2 separate regions of the Homo sapiens genome follow, and region 1 is linked to region 2. Evidence: chromatin loops called from intact Hi-C (ENCODE). Cell type or tissue: mammary epithelial cell. All regions are shown on one strand. Links, peaks and the distances in the headings refer to the core of each region. The heading gives the core; the rest is flanking DNA. Region 1 overlaps ICE1 (interactor of little elongation complex ELL subunit 1). Region 2 has its middle 110 kb from the start of LINC02114.

Region 1 (5,374 bases), core at 325-5,324, 610 kb before region 2:
GGGCAGAAGGAGGCACCTCAAGTTTTATCCACCTCTGCGACGACTGTAAGTGACCAACGCGCAGGGAGTGCAGCACGGCGAGGTCACTGTTAGGCACCTGCCGGCAGGCCTGCGGGGCGGGGTTGCAGAGTCGGAGGCGGGGCTGTGGGTTCGGAGGTGGGGCTGCGGGGGCGGGGCTGCAGAGACTGGGCTGCAGAGATGGCGCTGCGGAGGCTGGGCCTGCGCTGCGGGTTCGCAGCTTCGGGTACCAGGATTGCAGGGGCGGGGCTGCGGGGGCGGAGCTGCGGGGGCGGGGCCGCTGGGCCTCAGGGCCTCAGGCTACGGGCGGGGCCGCCAGGGCGGGGCTACGAAGGCGGTGTCCTCAGCCCTGAGACCTCCATCTGCCCGGGCATCTCTGCGAGGGCAGCCAAAGACCCGCCAGTCAGTGCAGCCCCGGGAGAACAGGGCCTGGGCGACAGGGAGAGGGCATTCCAGTGCCGACCCGTTTCAATGTTTAATTTGCTATATGCATACAATAATACACAGGCAAGAGGAGGCTATTCAAGAATAGTATATATTGCATTACAAGTGAAACTATTAAAATGGATATAGTATAACAATAATTAATACAGAGAAACAATACCTAGGAGGGTCCGTTTATGGCTGTGGAAGGTCTGGTAGTTGAGGGTTTACATTCTCAGCTCCTCGCCTTCCCTTTTGAGTTTTTCAGTTGTGTACTCGTAATTTAGGGTGAGGTTATCTCAGAGCAGCAATTGATGACTGTTAAGGAAAAAGTAATATTCTTAAAGACTATGGGAAAAATTAAAAACAAAACCAGCTAGGGACTGGATTCAGTTCAAGGTGGTGGAAGGCAGTGAACAGCTTACCTTCTCCTCTTTCCAAATTTCCATGGAAATGGATCAAGGGATGGGACGGTGGGGAAAGCCATCTAGAGACCAGAGCTGTGACCCTCTGAAGACAGAAAGCAGCTGAGAAGGCAGAGGCCGCTCAGGCAGGGGGAGGGTGAGCAGACCTCGGGTGCAGAACAGAGCAGGCCGCAATGCTCAGAGAACTTACTGGGCAGTGTCTACCCAACTGCTGGGGGCATCCATGTCACCGGGAGGCACCCCCGGAGTTTCAAACTCAAGGGTTTTGGGTGAAGCTCTAGAATCTCCAGTCCTAAGAAGCCAGGTGTGATTTAGGCTCCCCACTGCCGACAGGCCCCGCGAAAGGTGCAGTTAAGAGAATGGCTGATGAGAGCTGGGCTCCAGGGTGAACGCTGGCACCTTGACACCCTGATGAGACACATCTTGTGTGCTTTGGAAGACAAGGTGGCCTGAGCCAAGGCATTCCAAGGTACTAACGTCCTTCACAAAAACACAAAGTTCTTCATGAAAGCAAGCAAAAGCATTCATTTTCATAGAAAACTGAATTATATCATTTTTATGGCTCTTCACTCACACTTCTGTTTTTGCCTCTGTCATCAGAACCTATTTCGTTGTGCAAAACAAACTGACTACAATACAGTGAGGGCGCTTTAATTCCTCAAAATTCCCCTTGGAGGGGCAAGAAAATGAACTTCTTGTTTCACAATTATGCACTCTGAATTTCCTTGAGAAAGCGTCAGGTAGATGGAAGCAAGCAAGAGAGGAAAGCATTTACAAGTTTATAGATCTGACTTTTTCAACTTTCTCCTAAATTTTTAAAACACCCCTCATTGAAACATTGTTGCATCCTAAGTCTTAATGAGGGCGGTTGATTAGATTTCCAGGTGTGAGCTCTATTCGCACTATAAATTCTTTGTAATATGGTTCTACACAAGATAATGCGTCAGGGATGCTTGAAAAAAGTAATGTTCAATGTGGGCAGGATGACTTAATTGACTAGTTTCTTTGCCTGCCAGTTCATCAGAGGAGAGTGACACAACCTGCCATTCACTTCACTGCCACTACCAATTACTCACCTGGTCACTTGCTTGTCTTTCTCCTTCCTTCCTTCCCTTCCTTCCTTCCTTCCTTCCTTCCTTCCTTCCCTCCCTCCCTCCCTCCCTCCCTCCTTCCTTCCTTCCTTCCTTCCTTCCTTCCTTCCTTCCTTCCCTCCCTCCTTCCTTCTCTTTCCTTTCTCTTTTTTTCTTTCTCTTTTTCTTTCCTCTTTCCTTCCTTTCTTTTTCTCTTTCTCTTTCTTTTCTTCTTTCTCCCTTCCTTCCCTTTCTTCTTGTTGTTTTTTGATCAAAGGACTTAAGTATTTGCTTTTTTCTTTTTTGAAATGTGCTCTTAAACACGAACTTTACATGTTATTCTATCCACACATTTTCCCCATTTACTTATTAATAATGGCCCTAGGAAGTGCAAGGAACACCCCAAACGTGAATGGAAATGCTTCCCTGATAGAAAGGCTCTCAGAGCGCCAAATTCTGCACCCAGACGACCTCTCCAGTTAAGGTTCCCTGTCTCTTCCGGATGGTTTGTTCATGGGTGAGTCTACAGTGCCCTCTAATGGCTACAGTGCAGTTCTTTCCAAGTCCAGGTATGAATTTATTTCTATTTCATGTTCCTTAAATATTGAACTTGCTGAATTACACTGCCACATCCTATTTTAAAAAACAAACAATGTAACAGAGTACTTTCTCTGTGAAAAATGACACTCCGAAGTGTGTAATCATCTTGCTGTCCGTCCACACTCTGTTGACCATTTTCACCCTCTTCACTGCTGCCCTGGCTTCCCACGCAAATACCATCATGTGCAGACGCTCCGAGAATCTCTGCCTTTGCCCAGCGCAGCCTGATTCAGTGTCTCCTGCTTACCTCTGCACTGAAAGGCTTATCAAGCTGCAGGGGAACCAGCTTGAGCCGCCAAGCACCAGTTGAAAGCCTCATCTAACTCCAGGCTGAAAAGTGTTCATTTTTGTGTTTACAGTTTTAGTCTTTTTTTTTGGTTCAAGTAATAAAACGTTAAAATAATGTTCTGTTTCGGTACTAGAAATTAATAACAGCTTAAAACCTTTCCACTCTCTGGGGATAACACAGTACAGTGGGCAACTTCAAGCCTATTATTTGTCGTCATCAGTTCATATGGAGTGGATGCTGCCAAGTAAACTCAAGGAACAAGTATGGCAAGCAAAAGTCAGCACGGGTGCTAATAAACGACAGTGCCCCTCCTCTCCATTAATTAAAAACACATACGACTGCTGAGGTTTAACATGTTTGAACCACCTGACAAATCCACTCACTAAGCACAATTTCCACAAACTCAGTGGACCACGCCCTGCTCTTCTCTCTTCCTTACTTCCCACTCCCTGTGCCACCCATTCCAAGCCCATCAGTATGTGGGAGATGCTCACCAAGGTCACTCACCTCACCTGACCTTGCAGCTTCCAGCCACATCGGTAGCCAAGTGCCTGGACAATACATGACTGACAAGTTTCCTCCCAAAACACCTCCTGCCCCGTCTTTCATCTTCTCCCTCTCCCATGGCACTTCAAATTATAGGAGGGACTGGGGGGAAGTTATTTTTCTCCCTAGGTGAACGCAGAAATACACACACAGAGCTTTAAGTAGTCTCCATATGCTATCAACTTCCAAAGCTCTGTCACATCCCTTCTATATAGTTTTTCCTGTAAAGGTTCCCTGCCACCTCTCCTTGGAGGTCTTATGGTTCCCATGTCCCAAATGGAAAGCTCGAGTCGTGATTCCTACCACCTGTAATTCCTAAACCTGTGTGCATCTATCCCCAACTCCAGGTGCTCAACTCAGTAACCTGGACGTCTTCCCTGATTCTTCCCCGGAACTTCATGAACACAGCATCAATTCTACCCCAATAGATGTGAAGTCCATCTGCCCTTTGTCATCTGCACCCTCACAACCGTCAGCTCCCAGCTCCACCTGTTGCAGTCGCCTCCTAACAGGTCTCTCCACTTCACCTCTTGCCCTTCTCACATCCCTTTTCATCAGAACAGCTCCAGTGAACTATCGCACGTGACACCTCCACTCAATCTCCCTGGAGCCTCAGATGCCACTCAGCATGAAAGTGCTCCCAGCTGTCTTGAGTGACTGGCAGTTATCTAACCTGATCCCATGGACACGTGACAGGTGTTTTGGCTCCAGCAGACTCCTTCTGGCACTCATGGGATTGTTGCCTTGCAGGGCTGCCCCAGCAGGGACATTCCTCCTGCCTGCTTTCAAGTCTGGGTCCCTCCATCCAGGTCCTTGTAATGTTACCTCCTCAGAGAGATCCTCTTCGACCACGATGTGGAAAGAGGCATCTACCCTGCTACTCTATACGCAAAGCTCCAGGTTTTCTTTGTTGCTATTTCCCCAATTTATGATTGTTGTATATACTGGGTGACCACTCGTTTAGGATTTTCCTCTACCCAAATGCCATGTGACTAGCTCCTCCCAGCAAGGCACCTGGCAGAGTATGTTCAACATATTGGTAGTAAGAATGACTATCAACACAAAGCTTCCGAAAGGACAACCAAGTGATTTAAAAATTTCAGTTCTGCCTGTTATAATTACTTAAGGAAGGAGTAACAAAATTGCTGCCAAATGCAATTGTTAAAGGGCAGCAGCTGTAATTAAACAAAAAATCCAATCATGAGGGCCTGTAAACACTTAATTATCTGGCATCTGGTATCACTAAAGAGCATCTCCGTAAATACTCAAAGCTGGGTAAGTACTGGCAATGCAATGTTTCTATCACCAGAAGGCAGGTCTCTTTAGGAATGACCATTTTCTTCTATCTTTGGTTAGATGTCTTCTTCACCCTTGGTAGAGCAGAAGTAACACCCAGTTTCACTCTAATAATCAGAACAGTAATATCCATGGCTTACTTTTATTTTTTATTATAAAAACACATACAAGAGTTTTAAGAAATAACGAATATAAGACAAATCAAAACCATGGTGAGTTATTAAACCCATTTTCTATATACAAATACTAAAATTCCCAAAGTGGAATATCATCCAATGTGAGACACATCATAGCACGGTCCATATGTACACGGCACACAGAGCTCTGCCTGCGCTCATCTGTGAATTGCTCATTACATGTCACTGATAAAAAAATCTGCAAGGGAACTTCTACTCTTCAGTTCTCCTCTTCCTGATGCATTGTCACATATTTTTAAGGAACTTTAGGGATATGAAGAAAATGCATTAAAGTGGGTTTCTGCTAAGGGCTCTGCATGTTTTGCTCTGATCAATTACGCACTACATCTTGAGAAAAACTTTTGCAACTCATTTCCAGCAAAGATAGCAGAAAACTCTAGGTTTTTGCCAATTTATTTTTTCCTAGTCACTCATTGGAACACAAGTCCAACAACAACAGCTCAGGAACCAAATCATGTTTTTATATTGGTAAGTTCATTATAAAATGCCACTCAATTTTAAGAAGCCACT
Region 2 (5,374 bases), core at 305-5,304:
TCCTCTCTCTTGCCTTATGTTTCCAAGTTGGCTGCTTCCTCAAGGACTGTGAGTTTCTGCAGGACCTGGTGAGTAGAGCTTCCAATGGCCTCCTCCTCATCCCATTGGTGAGGGAGGAAGTCCTGCTCCAGGCTTATGAAGATGGCCAAACACACACCAGCACGGGGCAGATGCAGCTGGCAGTGGTATGTTAGTCACATCCACTCACATTCCCAGGATGGAAGACACCGTGCGTCATGTGGCCCCACAGAGTCACATTCAGGAACTGAGTATCCACCCAGGGGCTGGGGCAGGCTGGCTGTGTAGTAACAAGAGGGTGGGATGACCCTGGTTCCAGAAGGAAGATGCAATTTGCCTGTTTGCATCATTTCAGGGGCTGGGGGTTGTGGAAGGCCACTGCTCAGGGATCAGCTGACATTGCACCCGATTCCTTGATTCCAAGCAACAGGGCGGCTTGGCCAGGGGACATTGTTCATGGGAGCAGATTGGGCAATATCTATGGCTATGCCATTCCAGACTCTCCTAACTTTACCAGCGCATTAGTACCCCAGTAAGTGCCAGGGAAGGGCTGGTGGTTAGTGTGGCTACCCTTGTAAGTGCCAGGGAAGGGCTGGTGGTTAGCGTGGCTACCCTTGTCAGGCTACTTGCATGGCTAACATTCTACATAGGAAGTGTGCGAAGCTCAGAATTTTTGTATAATTTGTTTTGCCCTCACTTGTCATGCTCCTTCAAATTATAGCAAAAAGTTTAGGAAGATCTCATCTTTGGCATACTGAGGAATCTAAGATCAGTGAGAACTCCCTCTGGTGTGTGGCAGGCCAAGTATTTTAGAGAGGGACGGATGTCCACATATCAACAGCTGGTTTTGTTCATCCTCTATTAGTGTTCTGGATAGTCCTGCATTTTCAAAGTAGTCACAAAAAATAAAACTTCAACTAGTTCTAATCATCTATTAAACATGTCCCGGGGCATTTTCTGGCAGAGTTGAGTGCCGAGTCCATCTGGAGGGGCAACACGGGGCAGGTATGTCTGGGGCTGCAGGGCTCAGCTGGCTCATGTCTATTTGGAGGCCATCCCTGGCTCTGTCACCTTTTAGCTTTCCGACCTTGGACAGGGGACATAACTTGCCTCAGTGTCTCTACCTGTAAAATGGGAGTGATCCTAATAAAACCTACTTCATAGAGTGACTCTGAGAATAAAATGTGAAAACACAAAGAAAGCGTTTAACATAGGGCCTGCCTGTGCTGTCGGCAGCCACAGAGGCTGCTGTCTCTGTGTGTGTAGTGGGTGAATGGTGTACTCCAACAATTCTTGTACACTGGGAACCTCGGAGCATTGCCTGACTTAGAAATATGGTCTTTGCAGATGGAATTAAGGTAAGAATTGAGATGAGATTATACTGGATGAGGGTGGGCCTAAATCCAATGAGAATATCCTCATAAGAGACAGATCTGGACACAGAGAGACACAGGAAAAAAGAGGAGAAGGCCAGGTCAGAAGGGAATGGAGGGATGCAGCCAGTTGCCGAATGCGTACAGGGATCAGAAGCCGGGAGAGGCAAGGCAATTGTCTCCTCCGGAGCCTTCAGAGGGAGCACGGCCCCATGGACACATTGATTTCAGAATTCTGCCCTCCAGCACTCCAGCCTTTCTGTTGCTTGGAGCTATCAATTTCATTTTAAGTTTTCAGGCAGCCCTGGGAACCTAGCAGAGCATAAGACAATATAAAGTACTTAGGGTGCAAAGCAAGGGCCGGGCACTCCCAGGAAAATTGTTCTAGAAAGCAGCGCTAGTCGGTGATCGTAACCCTTCATCCAACAAAGGTTTATTAAGTGCCCTCCCCCATGCCAGGCACCACTGTGTTAACGAATAAAACCAGCTGATGTATTGGCCTCGAGAGCGCCCGGCCTTGCACCCCAGTTGCCAAGCAGTTTGCACACCTCACTGATGCCGGAAGGGCATGGCCTGGAGGGTGGTCTGCTTCCTGGGCACAGGTCCTGGTTTCTGGAGTCAGCCCCGCAGGTGGGTGCTACATGAGTCGCAGCCCCTCTGACCTCAGCCGGCCCCTTGCGGGGGCACCCCTGGTGCACCTGCCACGGTCCCCCATGTGCTGGGCTGAGTCCTTCCCCTTCCTGTCTCTCACTCCCTCTGCCCCAAGGAGGTGCTCCTGCACTGGCACTTGCAGGCCTCAGATAAGAAGAGGAGGATGTCCCTGTGGGCTCCTGCGGGAGCTGCTGCTCCCGTCGGGGTTGTTGCCTCCTGTCCATGAGCCATCTCCACCCGCAGACGGGGATGGGCTGATGGTCGGGGCAGCTGCACACCCCGCCAGTGTCAGCACAAAAAGTACCAACGAGACTTCTAAAGGGTCCCGTGATTCTCCAAATACTTGATGAAAAGGCGTAATTTTTTTTTCTTCCAAAACCACAGCTGTCATTTTTGTTAAATGACAAGACGTCTTCATTCTTTACATCTGATAAAAACAAATAATGCTAAGGAAGAATTTACACTGAAGCATATCAGAACGGGAGACCGGACTTCGAGGACATTTCACAAACACCGGGACCGTGGGTTCATTGGACCTATGTTAGAGTTCTATCCCCTCGAAGTCTACACTCCCCAGCCCTGTCCATAAAAGAGGCCTCGACCTGGGAAGTGGACCAGGGCCTGTGTTTGTGGAGATTCCTGGCAACCCCACGTCTATTTCACAGCCATGGTCCTTGGCTGCCCTCTTCTGGTCGGGTCTGGAACAGCTTGGCTGAGAGGCCAATTTCCTGTCCCTCTGCATTGGGTGTTGGGTGTCTGAAAGCTAGCCTCCAAGTTAGGGTGAACAACTGTCCTGGTCTACCTGGGACCGAGTTGGGGACTTCCTGGGGTGCAGGACCTTCAGTACTAAAATCAGGCCAGTGTCAGACAGATTTAATTCATCCTTCTAGGATGAATAAATTCTTCCTAGGACCTCATGGGCCTACGTCAGAGGAGCAGGGGGCTTGGAAATGAGCCTCAGTGTAGTGCATTGCTGTGTGGCTGCTGCTGGGGATTGTCGGTGCACAGTCGACTTTCCTCTCTGCTGTTATCCTCTATTAGAAAGTGTTAGCATCCATGTTTTGTTTGCTCTGGGCCAGGGCTTTATATTGGTTCTTTAGGTTAATTTGAAGGACTCCTATTAGCAGGTGCTGTCCATAACCTGGACCCAGCCCACCTGCTTGAGCTCTGCATTCTAGGAGGCCAGGCTGGTACAGTCCATCCTCCCGATGCAGTGTTTGCTCCCCAGGGAGCTCACCCTCCCAGCCGGCCCTGTCACCCTCAGGAGGGCCCCAGCTGCAGCCCACTCCTCAGCCCAGGCGACAATCTGTCGATGTGTCGGCCTCGTGCAAGGTTACGTGTCCATTGAGCGCAGGACTGTGTGGCATCCTCATACCTGACGCAGTGACCATCTCAGGGAGAAGCCCAACCTCCCAGCCCGGTCACCACCCAAAGCCAAGAGCAGGCCACCTCAGTTGCACCAACCTCTTCTGTAATAGCAGAAGTGCAGCTGTGGCCCTGGCTCCAGCAGCCCCACCTGATTTTAGAGGTGGGGCAGCTTCCAGCTGCGGGGGCTGGTTCCCTGTCAGTGACTGGGTCCTGGGAGGCCTGGAGACTCAAGCTTCCCCTGACTGCAAGGAGCTTGGCCAGAGGCCCTCTCTCCCCGCCTGGTCTCCCAAGGACCTTGCCTGAGACTGCTGCGAGGGTGGCTTAGGCGGAGACACACCTGGGATGTGACAAACTGTGACTCCTTAGGGCCCCATCACGCCCAGGGCCAACCGGACCACTTCCCTTCAGAGTACAGAGGCTGAGCACCCCCACTTCCACCTGCTGTTTGCATGGGGCCACCTCTACCTGCCAGTTGTCATCCCTAGCCCATCAAGAAATATGCCACTGTCTAAATAAACAGGGCTGATTCTTGACCCTTTCTTTCAACCCTTGCCAGAAAAGGAAAAAAGAAGTTCACTTAATAATCATATTGAAACTTGAGATGGGATAAATCACTTTTCTAGCAATTCAAATTTTCAGTCGGTCAAAACGTGCGTGGTGCAGCACCTAGTTTATGTTTCACAGGCAACCCATCGCCTTTGGTTTGGAATCAATTGAGAGCTGATGGTTAAAACGAAAACAGGACTCCTCATGGCCAGCCAAGTTCCAGGGGTGGGGACCCTGGCACTTCCCCAGGGAGAAGTAGGAGATGGGGGAAAGGAAAATCACAGCAGGTCATTCTCTACTGAGTGGAGTGGAGACCAGGAGGGGGATTAACCTTTTCATCTGCTCGCCCAGTTGGCTGTGTGCATGCTTTTGAGGGTGAAAGCAAATGAAGGTCTACAGTCCTCCTGTTATCAGGTCTTTGTGAGAAGGAGCTCGGGGAAGCCCCGGGCTGAGAAAGGTTGGGTGGACGTTTCATTGCATAGAACAAGGTACCAGGAATGAAGCCAAAGGCTTTGTGGGTCGCCGGTTCTGATCCCCCATGGAGGACAGAAACCTCTTTAGCCAAGAATTCTTCATCGTGATGCTATAACAACCTGAAAGAAGCGTTTCCTGGGCATATTAATAGCATCAATAATTGCAGCAAGGCAGGGTGGGGGAGGGTTTCTGGCCATTTCTTCTAAAGTAAGACAATAATTTCAAAGCTTCTTTTTCAAATAGAACCTTTGTTATTAAAAAAGAAAAAGAGCCAGCAAATATTTACAAGTGTGAAGTTAAAAATTGAAAAAAAAAAAAGTACCCATCCCTGAATGTGAACCGCTGATCTTAGGTAAACAGGTCAAGGCTGTGGGCAGTTGCCGGGAGACTGGCCTCAGGCATCAGTCTCCGCCAGCTCCTCACAGCAGGGCACCCTGGAACCTGCACATGCACAGATATTCTAAAACAGAGCAAGAAAAAAAAGAACAAAAATTTCAGTCAGTTAATACAAACAGCAAACACAGCAAACTTCGACTAAGGGGAGACGGGAACCAATATTTATAAAAATGACTGGCTCCCAGGCAACGGCAGTTGCTAAAGGCCTACAGTTTTCCCATTCAAGTCCTAAACAAAATTACAAATTGTCAAAGTTACTTTTTATGGCAAGTAAAACAATTTTTAAAAAGCACAAGTTACAAATGGACACTATGCACAAATACATCTTGAATTGTTGCATGTGTGGTCCAGCATGGGAATATAGATACCTCTAAGTGTATAACGTATGCATCCCATAATAGAAAACTGAGATGTCCCATGTACACTAACTTGGCACATAACTGAAGTTTATTTTTCTTTCAAGGCGGTGAAGTTTAAGCATTTTTATTATGTAAGGAAATCATTATGTAAATGCCTTTCATATCCTTCCCAGTTTCCTTAAACGCTGC

Evidence for each region. Peaks named below come from ENCODE experiments on the same cell type or tissue, not always from the same donor. Only the 100,000 strongest peaks of a DNase experiment are listed, where the experiment ranks them.
Region 1: it touches region 2 in a loop (18-fold over the local background); 2 of 110 quality-filtered maps call a loop at or near these places.

The regions. Positions count from the first base shown.
Region 1 is chr5:5,489,642-5,495,015 of GRCh38, reverse strand. ICE1 (interactor of little elongation complex ELL subunit 1) reads right to left here. Exons shown (of 19, transcript NM_015325.3): 19 at 4,796-5,374. Among named protein-coding and RNA genes, the nearest start is that of ICE1, 70 kb to the right of the region's middle. RefSeq lists silencers at 64-143, 184-233. In mammary epithelial cell, for the core only: a CTCF peak has its summit at 2,463 (motif pointing left); no DNase peak of the experiment used is centred there.
Region 2 is chr5:4,877,241-4,882,614 of GRCh38, reverse strand. No RefSeq gene overlaps it. Among named protein-coding and RNA genes, the nearest start is that of LINC02114, 110 kb to the right of the region's middle. RefSeq lists an enhancer at 2,788-2,857. In mammary epithelial cell, for the core only: a CTCF peak has its summit at 2,728 (motif pointing left); no DNase peak of the experiment used is centred there.